2 separate regions of the Homo sapiens genome follow, and region 2 is linked to region 1. A link is an interaction called in ENCODE POLR2A ChIA-PET data of the cell type or tissue named here. Cell type or tissue: PC-3. All regions are shown on one strand. Links, peaks and the distances in the headings refer to the core of each region. The heading gives the core; the rest is flanking DNA. Region 1 overlaps LOC124901750 (a long non-coding RNA gene). Region 2 has its middle 34 kb from the start of LINC03060.

Region 1 (5,382 bases), core at 283-5,282:
TCTTCCAGGTACTTTAAGGTTAATTTCACTGATGCCGTCTAGTGCTACAGTTTTGTCTCATGATACTTTTAGAGAAGTGCTTGAGGTTGATATATGCAATGCAAAGACATCTACTGGCCCAGTCACAGGTCATCTAATTTTCCATCTTTTTGCTACTCAATTCAAAATTGAAGACTTTGTAAACTCTCTGTAACCAATTTCCTTGTAAACGCAACTCATTTCTTGCCCTCCCTTTCCCCATGCCTTCTTTCCTGAGAAAACTGGGGCAAGTATTCATAAACATCTGTTGTGGTTGTTCTTTGATTCGTTGCAGATTTATTCTGTGTTCTGTTATGTTCTTTGTCCTGGGAACCTGACCTCTAGGTACTGTGTTACCGAGGTTCCCTTGCCCTCTGGTCAGTGGGAGGAGAAGATGTTGGAATATTTATTTTCAATATATCTCTCCTCACCATTTATTCCCACTCACCATCTGCTTCACCGTGGTTCTATCAATGGCCTCATCACTCAAACTATAGCTACCGTTGGGCAGCCCATCTTGACTCTAACTCTTAGCCAGTCTCCAAAAATTGCGTTTTCTCCCCCTACTGTTCAGGCCTGGGGATCATCAGAACTCCCTGCTATTCCTAGTGTCTGGGCACCTCAACATCCCTTGCTAGTTCCTCTAACCCGAACCACACCTCTAAATATTTCCTTTATGAAAAAGCCTCTACACAACAAAGCTGAGTGTGCTGTCTCTCTTGCTGAGAGGCTGATAGAGCCTCCTGTCTTCAAGTTCTTCACAGTTCATGAGACAGTGTCAGACTTAGGGATCATAGACTCCCCTAAGCCTGAAATTTAAAAAGTACCTGAGCACACAGACTCACATTTCCCTCTGTGCACTCACAGTACTTAGAGGGAAGCATGATGTCAGGAATAAAAACAAACTGAACTAATTAAATAGGAACATTTTTCTGAAACACCCTATGCCGTTTGAGTTAGAAGCCCATAGGAAAATATTATATTTGCATTTTTTCGGTCAAGAATGATATTTTCTGGGGACAGAAACAGAACTTGGGAAGATAATGACCGTTTGTGGAGCTATTGGGATGTGTATCAGCTATTGCCACAAAAATTCTGTGTCACAAACCACCCCAAAACTCGGTATCTTAAAATAGCAATCATTTAATCTCACAGAGCTGCAGGTCAGCTGGGTGGCTCTGCTTCATCTTCTTCATGTGCCTTGGACCAGTGACTAGTCAAGACACACTCTTCTCGTTGCAATGACTAGTCAAGACACACTCTTCTCGTTGCAATGATAGGGGTGCAAGAGGCCAGGCCCAACCACTCAAGCACATTTCAACCCCCTATTTCTGTCACATCTGCCAAGGCAAGCCATGCAGCCAAACCCAAAGTCAAGGATTTGGGGAAGGATATTTCCCTTGTGGAGGTAAAAGGGGGAAGGAGTGAATATTTTTGAAAGTACTCTACCACAGTGGGCCAGCTACAGAAAAGTCATTCTAGAGTGGGCTACAGTTTGTTCAATTAAAGGCAGGAGAATTTTTGTTTCAGAGTTTTTCTTCTCATTCTTCGTAAGTGAACAAGAGTGACTTTACAGTGTACACTACTCAGGTGATGGGTGTACAAAAATCTCAGAAATCATCACTAAATAACTTATCCATGTAATCAAATACCACCTGTTTTCCAAAAACCTGTTGAAATAAAAAATAAATAAATAAAATCAAGCTAAATATCTTGGCATCCAGAAACTTTTTTAAAATGTAGAGATAGTATTGCCCTAGAAATAGAGGCATTTTGGGGTTTTAGATACCAATCAAATGTTATTATGAAGATTTCATTATCTGTTCATGGTTAAACTGGTATTGCCAGACTTTGAGACCCTAATCAAGCTTTGTCTATTTTTATTTTCCTGCAAGGTTCAGATCCCAAAAGAATTACTCTCATTCTGAATCCTGTCTGAGACTCAGTACACACCAATGAGTATGCCTGTTGGTAATTCTACAATCTGGATATCCAAAAAAGTGGCCAAATGGTCCAAAACTAATACTCCCTTATCTGTACAGGAGCTCCCTAATTAGTAACTAATTTGTGCTTTAACTAAGGTTTATTTGAGCCCCTCAATTTGGAAGGGGTTAAAGTTGAAGATTCCAACAGATTTCACCAAGCTTAGTATCCACCAATTCTTTCCTATCTTAAGAAGGGGAGGAAAATATTTTCCTTATATAGGATTGAAGAGGAACAAAAAGCCCTTAGTTATATTGATCATCGGGAGGAAGGGGAAAAAAACTATTTTAAATGGTTTGAAACAAAGGAACAGCAAAGAAAATAGGGAGCAGAACAACAGGAAATGTCCATTATGCTGCTAGCACAGTGTGTGAACCAAAGAGTGTCCATTAATGATGATTGACATCAATAGAAACATTAGCTTGCACCTCCAGTTCTTGAGGGACAGTACAGAAATCCAGAGCAGGGAGAAACAGTATGATTTGCAATCATGACAAACCTCACAGATCAGATAATCCTAGCACTGGAATTTAAGAATAAATTGGTTTGAATAGATGAAGAAGAAGGAAACAGTGCTAGAAGACAGAGAAAGTATATGAGAAAGGTTTTGGAGTTAAGAATGAACAAGAATGTTCAGGGAATAGTGAGACCACCTTAGCCCATATAGGAAAGTGGTCAGAAATTAGATGGGATAGAGATCATGGTGCCAGATTATGAGGGTCTTAATAGGCCAATTAATCTAAATTGTTATGTGGTAGATGTTAGAAGCTGTTGGAATTCCTTGGTGGAGATATTTAGTGCAAACAACTTCAGTTGTCACAACAGGCTAGTCTTCATTGTGATTCTTGGCTAGCTTTTGACTTGGAGATAGTCATGATCACAGTGGACAAGAGGGGATGATTCATGTGTGTTTCGACTCCTTTACAAATTTAGTTTTAGCCTGAATCATAGAAAGACTCTATAGCCTTTTCTCATGCATTTGTTGGCAGCAGCTGCTTGTTCCCATGGGAACATACACCACTTACCTACTCAAACCTTCCTTTTGCCCTCAGCTTTTATTCATTGAAATGTTTCATCTTTTCTACAAAGGATATTTACACATAAGCTTAGAGCATCATCTATTTTTTTCTTCCACAGCTGAGAATTCATTCTGAATATTTGCAGATACATAAAACTCCAGGTGTAACTCCAAGCAAAACATGATGAAAGAGGGAATTTGGATAAACCATGGAATGATGACATCACATTGAGCACCATCTGGTATAAACATTTTTGCTTTCTGCAGTGACCAGATGAAGGAAATATGGTGCCGTGTGCTTCTTCAGTGATTAATTCAGGAAAGCCTTTGCTGAGCTGAAATCCAAAATAGGAAGAACCCACCTTCCACATGTTCAAGAAGCTTGTGATCCCAGGGATGACACTGCCCTTTTCCTCTGAAGGAAAGAAGTTTCCCCTGACCATAATGCCAAAGCTACAAACACTTACATACCTCCATAATTTTGCACTGAACTCTGCTCACATAGTACACAATAATTTCTGCACTACTTTGTTCCTGTTCCAAATTCTAGTGGCTTGAAATCCAAAATAGAGGAAGTTAAATCATAGCAGTTGTACACTTTAGAGAAACTTTGAATTTGGCTACTAGAGATTTTCTAAGGTATTGCTTTTCTTAATTTATATGAAAACTATTGAGCTAGGTTCTAGATTAAGTGCTGGTGATTCAGACATGAGTAAGTCATGATGCCACCTCTGGAGTGTTTCAGGGAAGACAGTTACATAAAAACTAAGCTGTAATAGAATTTAATAAGTCCTTTAATAGAGGTGCAGAGTTCTGTGGGAACGTAGAAGGAAGAATAATTGCTTCTTCAGTTTCAAGGAGGACTTCACAGGGCAGAAGGCATTTGGGCAAGTCTTGAAGGATAAGCCAGGACTCCCCAAGTGGGGTGAGGGCACTTGAGGTGGAGAACAGATGAATAAAAGCAGCAAATGAATAAAAGCATCAAAGTGCAGTGTTGGTTGTTACTTCTTTTTATTCCAGATGAGACAAGCCAGGAATCAGGGCATACAGGGATCTGGGAGGCTGCTCTCTGTAAGCACAGCCTTCTCAGCACACATCTGCTGCAAGCCGAGATTTCAGGACTGCAGAATCAGGCTGACTGAATCATAAGGGTATTATGACTTCCTGGGAAACAAAATATTTGCAAACTCTTTCTTTTTTTCTTTTTTTTTTTCCTGGGACACGGTCTCACTCTGTCACTCAGGCTGGAGTACAGTGGCGTGATCAGAGCTCACTGCAACCATGAACTCCTGGGCACAAGTGATCCTCCCGCCTCAGCCTCCCCAGTAGCTGGGACTACTGCGTGCCACCATGTCCGGCTAATTTTGCAAACACTTCCATGGAAATGGAACAATGGCCTAAAAATAACTACAGATATTTCAGACTATCAGGATATGTGGTTTCTGGAAGAGGAGCCATATTTTTCTAAAGGGAACTTGAAGGAGATTACCCCCAAAGTTTCAGGGACTACAGGTGGTCTTAGTCTCCCTAGCCACATGAATACATCATTGTGTTTTTCCAGACCATTCACTCTTCACACGACTAAAATAGGAGTTCCCACCCTGTATCAGTTTCCTAGGGCTACCTTAACAAAGAACCACAAATTTGTGGCTGAAAACAACAGAAATGTATTCTCTCACAGTTAAGTAGGTCAGAAGTCTGAAATCAAGGTGTCTGCAGGGTTGGTTCCTCCTGGGGGATCTGAGGGAGAATCTGTTCCATGCCTCTCTCCTCGCCTCTGGTTTCCAGCAATCCTTGGCCCTTGTGGACACAGCACTCTAACCTCTGCCTCGTGCTTCATGAAACCTTCATCTGTGCTTCCATGTGTCTCAAAGTTCCCTCTCTTTTGTCTTAAGTATATCAATCAGTGGATTTAGGGCCCACCCTGAATCTAGGATAATCTCATCCCAAGATCCTTAATTATATCTGCAAAGGCCTCCTTTCCAAATAAGCATACATTCACAGGTTCTGGGAATTAGGATTTGAGCATATCTTTTTGGGAGGACACCGTTCAACGCACTATGCACCTTCTTTGTTGCACACATCTTGTGGCTTACTGCTAAGGTTGTCTTTTGAGTATCTACAACTGAGCTGTTTGACCTTGTCCAGAAACTAGATAAACTGGATACTAGGACAGAAAGACGCAGTGCCTTAACTCCCATTATCTAGGGGTAAAATAGAGGTCCTGATTATCCAGCTTCAGGTCTCCAAGAGTTTTCTTACTAGAATCTTTGACCAGAGGCTCATGAAGGGATGTGAACTCTGCTGTAAGACACCTAGAGTAAGACATGTTTACTGGAGAAAGGTGGAGCTACTTCACACAC
Region 2 (5,382 bases), core at 333-5,332, 220 kb after region 1:
AATTAATGAATGAATGATTTATCTATTGCTTTCTCTTTTGGGCATTGGAAGACAAAAGAACCTCAAAAACTCACATACAGCCAAAAGTTGATTTCTCTTTTTTGTAATAAGAGTTTCATGGGCTTCATTTAATGTACACTCACATAGTACCTTCTATATCCCAGACACTAGTCATCCTGTCCTCATAAAAAACCTAGGAGTAGGCACTATCATTGTCCTATTTCCAGATGGCAAAGCTGAGGTGTGGCTTGATGAGGCCATATAGCTGTAAGTGGCCAAGGCAAGAGTCAAATGCAGGCAGCCTAGCTGCAGAGTGTGCTTGTAACCAGCACATCATGGCAAGACCTGCATGTCAGCTCACACAGTTACAGGGTTGGTGTCATCAGAAGGTGCTCAGTGTAACCCGACAGCAAAATGCCCGCCATAACCTTCCTTACCCCTCAGCAAAGACTACCCTTCAAAAGCAAATAGGGAAAAGCCAACTGAGATTCAAAGGCCTTGGCTTCACATGGCTACAAACGATAGGGCTCAAGTGAAGAGCTCAACTTGACAAAATAGCAAACTGCTCACAGAGCCATGACACTATATTTAATATTTTATTATGGAAATTATCACATTCCAGAGTGTAGAGAAAATATAATGAACCTCCAACAATTATTAACACATGGCACATCATTTTCATCCACAAGCTTACTCCTCCATTTTGTCTTTGTTTTTTGTTGTTGTTTTGTTTTGGCTCCTTTGAGACAGAGTCTCACTCTGTCACCGAGGCCAGAGTGCAGTGGCACAGTCTCAGCTCACTGCAACCTCTGCCTCTCAGGTTCAAGTGATTCTTATGCTTCAGCCTCCCAAGTAGCTAGGATTACAGGCACGCACCACCATGCTGGGCTAATTTTTGTATTTTTAATAGAGATGGGGGTTTCACCACATTGGCCAGGCTGGTCTCAAACTCCTGACCTCAAGTGATCCTCCCACCTCGGCCTCCCAAAGTGCTCGGATTACAGGCATGAGCCACCGTGCCCAGCCCCATTGTTATTTTTAAGTAACCTCCTGATCCCACATGATTTCCTAATGGGACTTAAAAATATTGTATTACCCACTTAGAAACTATCTAGGCTTGACGTCAGAAGACTTGAATTTGAGTCTTGCCTCTACAATTTTCCAGCTTTCTGTCCTTAAGCAAGTATTTCTCTGAGCCTTAGTTGCAACATCTATAAATTATGGATGGTAATACTTGTTTCACCATATGGTTTTGAGGATTAGATAAGTCAACATGAGTGAGAGTGACATTTAAACTTTAAGGTCCTCATTGAACCTCAGCACAACCCTACTTCTATTTTGCCCGACCACAAGGACTGTCATGGTTCATTTTATGTGCCAGCTTGGCTAGACTATGGTGACCACTTGTTTGGTCAAAGACCAGTCTAGATGTTCCTGTAAAGTTATTTTCTAGATTATATTATTATTTACAATTAGTTTAAGTAAAGCAGATTGCCCTCCATAATATAAGTGGGCTTCATCCAATCAGTTGAAGGTCTTCAGAATGAATACAGATTTCCCAAAGAAGAAAGAATTCTGCCTCCAGGCTGTAACATAGAAATTCTGCCTGGGTTTCCAGCCTGAGGACTCAAGGCTGCAACATCTACTCTTCCCCGCATCTTTCATACCTGCCATTTGCCCTACAGATTTTGGACTTACTAGCCCCCACTATTGTTTGGCTTCAGGTTGAGATAGGTCAGCAGGAGTCAGCAGGTGATTGCAGGGTGGAGGGAGAGAGAGGTTGGGGTATTTCTTCCCATGGCTTTTTCCTGGTAGGTTGGCTCAGGCTTCTTGGCCCATCTACCAAGGTGGTCCTCTCACTCCCCAGGACTCGTAGTGCTTCCTCCCCTCCCCTCCAGGTGATGGGGTCATGATGCTCTCCCTATGTTATTTGCCAGCCCTCTGCACATCCCTTGTGTTTTCCTTACATCACACGGTGCCTACACCTTTGCAAATAGTCTCTTTATTGAACGCTTCTCAATTACCCAGCTCGAGAGTGCCATCTGTTTCCTATTGGGACCCCAAGTGATACAGATGCTAGATAAAACAATTTAACAGAGAATCCCTACTAGGTGGATGAAACAGAGTCACTAAGAATTCCATTTGGAATACTTTAGGTGCTCATCAGTATCAGTTTTCCTGAGTCCCCAAACTGTCATGTTCCCAGTTCTCCAGCTCTCTGGGAAACAGCTAATGCCTCCCCAAAGCCCTCCACCTCCCCTTCCAAGGCATCCCCAGCTGGGTGCTGAAATCACTCAGAGCCCTCAAGTTTACCCTTGACCATGACCCTGAGTTTATAACCGTCTTGGTGGCTGGGGGGTGGGGGGACCCCTTCCCCTTGCCCATAGCATCACTGATTTCCTTCTTTCTGTGCCAACCCCCAGCAGCCCTTCCCAGTCCACAGAGCCTCGTTGTTTCTGGGGACTGGCCAGCCCACCACCTTGGAAGCCAGCTCAGACCCAGTCTTCAGTTCCCAGATCGCGCCTCCCCTGCCCGTACACCCTCACATACACATGGAAAAATACTTTGGTTATTTAGGTTGCTATGATCACTTTTATTTTAAATGTAGTGATTCACAGTTATGGCCCTTTCTGCAGCACTACGCAGTTAATTTCCACCCAGAGCTAATTGTATATCCTTTCATTTTCCCCACTACTTCCCCACGGTGGTTCCCACCAACACTTGCTCCCATAAATGTGTATAACTCCACTCCAGATATTAGCAGTGTGTTTTGAAAAACACATCAAATTTTACCAGGAATCTGATATCATATTCAAAGCTAGTCCCAGCCTTTCCTTCTTCGGCAGCTTACTTTGGAAGCTGCAAAAAAAAATCCCTTCTTGTTTATAAAAAGTTAAAATAAAAAAAAAAAAACTTGACCTTGATTTACTAACACAACAGTGTGTGGAAAGTTTGCTTTAAATAATTAAAAATACTAATAAGCCACAAAGCAGCCCTTCTACTCTGCTATGGCGAGATATGTTCATTTTAACGAGACAGTGATACAGTATAGTGATTTTGATGTTCCCCTGATTTCATTAAAATGGGATTATGTGTGGGTGGGCGTGTGTAGCCATAAGTACAAACTCAAAGACCAAAAAGTAGAAAAGCTGTTTGAAAGTTAATTAAAATGACCTTCAGGATTTGGGGACAGCAAGAGAGTAAACACCATCTCCCAGCTGGCCACCCTCTCCCTGCCACGGGCATGCGGTTTGGAGTCAACCTATTGCTGCTTTTGGAGTTTATAACTCAGCTGGTTAATGATCTGGTCTGTGGACATGAATACTACCAGCCCCAGAGTCATCAGCCAGCTGGAGCCCCTTTGACATCTTCCCCCATCTCCCTGAGGCCATGGCACCTTAAAATAGGGGCCCCTCCCTGAGTAAATCCATTCACCTTATGTGACCAAAGGATTTTCTACTCAGTCATGGTGAGAAGCAGCCTGGGACAAGGCTGAGAGTCGCTGGGGACGAGGACTGCTAGGGACCGCAACTGCTGGGGACCACAGCAGGGACCTGGGCATCCAGGCCAGCCTGACCTCCTCCCACGATGAGTTCTGAAGCCCCACAGCACGCCTGACACCTCCAACAGGCCTGGCCTCCACCTGGACTGACCTCCACTTGGACTGACCTCCACCTGGACTGACTTCTACCTGGTCTAATACCCACCTGGCTTCACTCCTTCCCTGGCTTCACCTCCCACCTAAAAGAAAGGTCCACTCCATCCCCAAAGCTTTTAAGAGAAACGTAACTTCTCTTTTTCCTCATTAGCCATCAGCACCCCCACTTGGGAACCACTTAGAAAGAATAGGTGAAAAATAAAGAAGTTCACCTTGGCTGGGCTCAGTGGCTCATGCCTGTAATCCCAGCACTTTGGGAGGCTGAGGCAGGTGGATCACTTAAGGTCAGGAGTTCAAGACCATCCTGGCCAAAATGGTGAAACCCCGTCTCTACTAAAAATACAAAAAAATTCGCTGGGCATAGTGGCACACGCCTGTAGTTTCAGCCACTTGGGAGGCTGAGGCAGGAGAATCACTTGAACCCAAGAGGCACAGGTTGCAGTGAGTCAAGATCGTGCCATTACACTCCAGCCTGGGCAACAAGAATGAAACTCCATCTCAAAACAAAACAAAACAAAAAAAAGAAATTCTCCTCTCCTGGGCACCTCTCACAGTCTGGCTCCCTAAACCCTCCCGGCTAATCATCCTCCTCTCTGCACTTACCCCACCATTCCCTTCAAACCTACTTAGAGAGAGGGTATCACATGGCCAAAGGAAATAAAGACGTTTGCCATCGACCTCTTTGCCTCCCACATTTTCTCTCTGCAATTGAGCAGCATGGCTGTGTGGTGAGGGGGTCCGTGGGAAGATTCAGGTCTCTCTTGCTAGTCTGTCTTCAGCACGCCTTGGGAAGAGCCTAGGCTTCAGGGGCAAGCAGCCCTGGACACCTTCATTACCCGGCGACCCTGAGACATTATGTAACCTTGCTGGGTCTGTAGCTCCTCATTTATCAAGTAGGGACAACAATAGGTCCTAAGAATGGGATAATTCTGAGGATTAAAAGTAATTGGGGTCTCTGTCTCCAATTCTAATAGCTTGGAGTGGCAGGGAAGGGAGTGGCATGGGATGGCACAGAATGGAATGGAATGGAAGAGAACACTGGGACGGAAGTGGAGTTCCCATTGGAAACTACACAGATTTGGTTACTGGCAGCTGGCCGCGTGCTGAGGTTCTTCCAATCCTGGAGAGGCCCCTCTTTAAAGAGGGAAGGAATGATATTGCACAGGTCAGAGGAAGCGGGAGTTGAGGTCAGTTTTGCTTCCATTCCCAGGAGCTCCTGAATTAAAAATTCTGAGGTAGGTCTTCAATAACACAACAACACAACGTTATCAACCTCAATCACGACAAGGGCACAGATTTGACATTTTCTTTGGAAGCTCATAGTTATGTGCCAATTGTGACTATAGAAGTCACAAGACTGGGCGAGTGGGAAACCCTTGCCTGGAAACGAAGAAGTAGTCAAAGTGGCTTCACTGAAATACTCCCTGACTCCCAGCACCTCTCACAAGTGCAGTGTGCTCCCTAGAGTTTCAGTTCCCCCAGCTGCATGGGGAGCCAATCTCTTCTTTTAAATAGTTGAGAATGTTAAATGAGACATGATCTTGATTCTGGGCTCGGCTGTGAAGGTTTTCCCCACCAAGTCCAGAGGACTTGGATCAGGTCTCCTAGTTGCACTCTTAATCCCACTGCAGCCTATTCTTCTCACAATGGTGAGATGAATCTTTTAAACAATAAATCAGATGGTGTAACTCCTCTCCTATGATCTCCCAGGGGCTCCCTATCTC

What was found. ChIA-PET counts read pairs that join two places held together with the same protein. Peaks named below come from ENCODE experiments on the same cell type or tissue, not always from the same donor. Only the 100,000 strongest peaks of a DNase experiment are listed, where the experiment ranks them.
Region 2: POLR2A ChIA-PET joins it to region 1 with 9 read pairs; 2 of 35 experiments call an interaction of 5 or more read pairs at or near these places.

Annotation. Positions count from the first base shown.
Region 1 is chr7:134,617,705-134,623,086 of GRCh38, reverse strand. It overlaps LOC124901750 (a long non-coding RNA gene), which reads left to right. Exons shown (of 2, transcript XR_007060537.1): 2 at 3,139-4,000. Among named protein-coding and RNA genes, the nearest start is that of BPGM, 26 kb to the left of the region's middle. In PC-3, for the core only: a CTCF peak has its summit at 618 (motif pointing left); DNase peaks (open chromatin) are centred at 2,926 and 3,756; H3K27ac peaks cover 3,465 bases.
Region 2 is chr7:134,395,920-134,401,301 of GRCh38, reverse strand. No RefSeq gene overlaps it. Among named protein-coding and RNA genes, the nearest start is that of LINC03060, 34 kb to the left of the region's middle. In PC-3, for the core only: no CTCF peak of the experiment used is centred there; no DNase peak of the experiment used is centred there.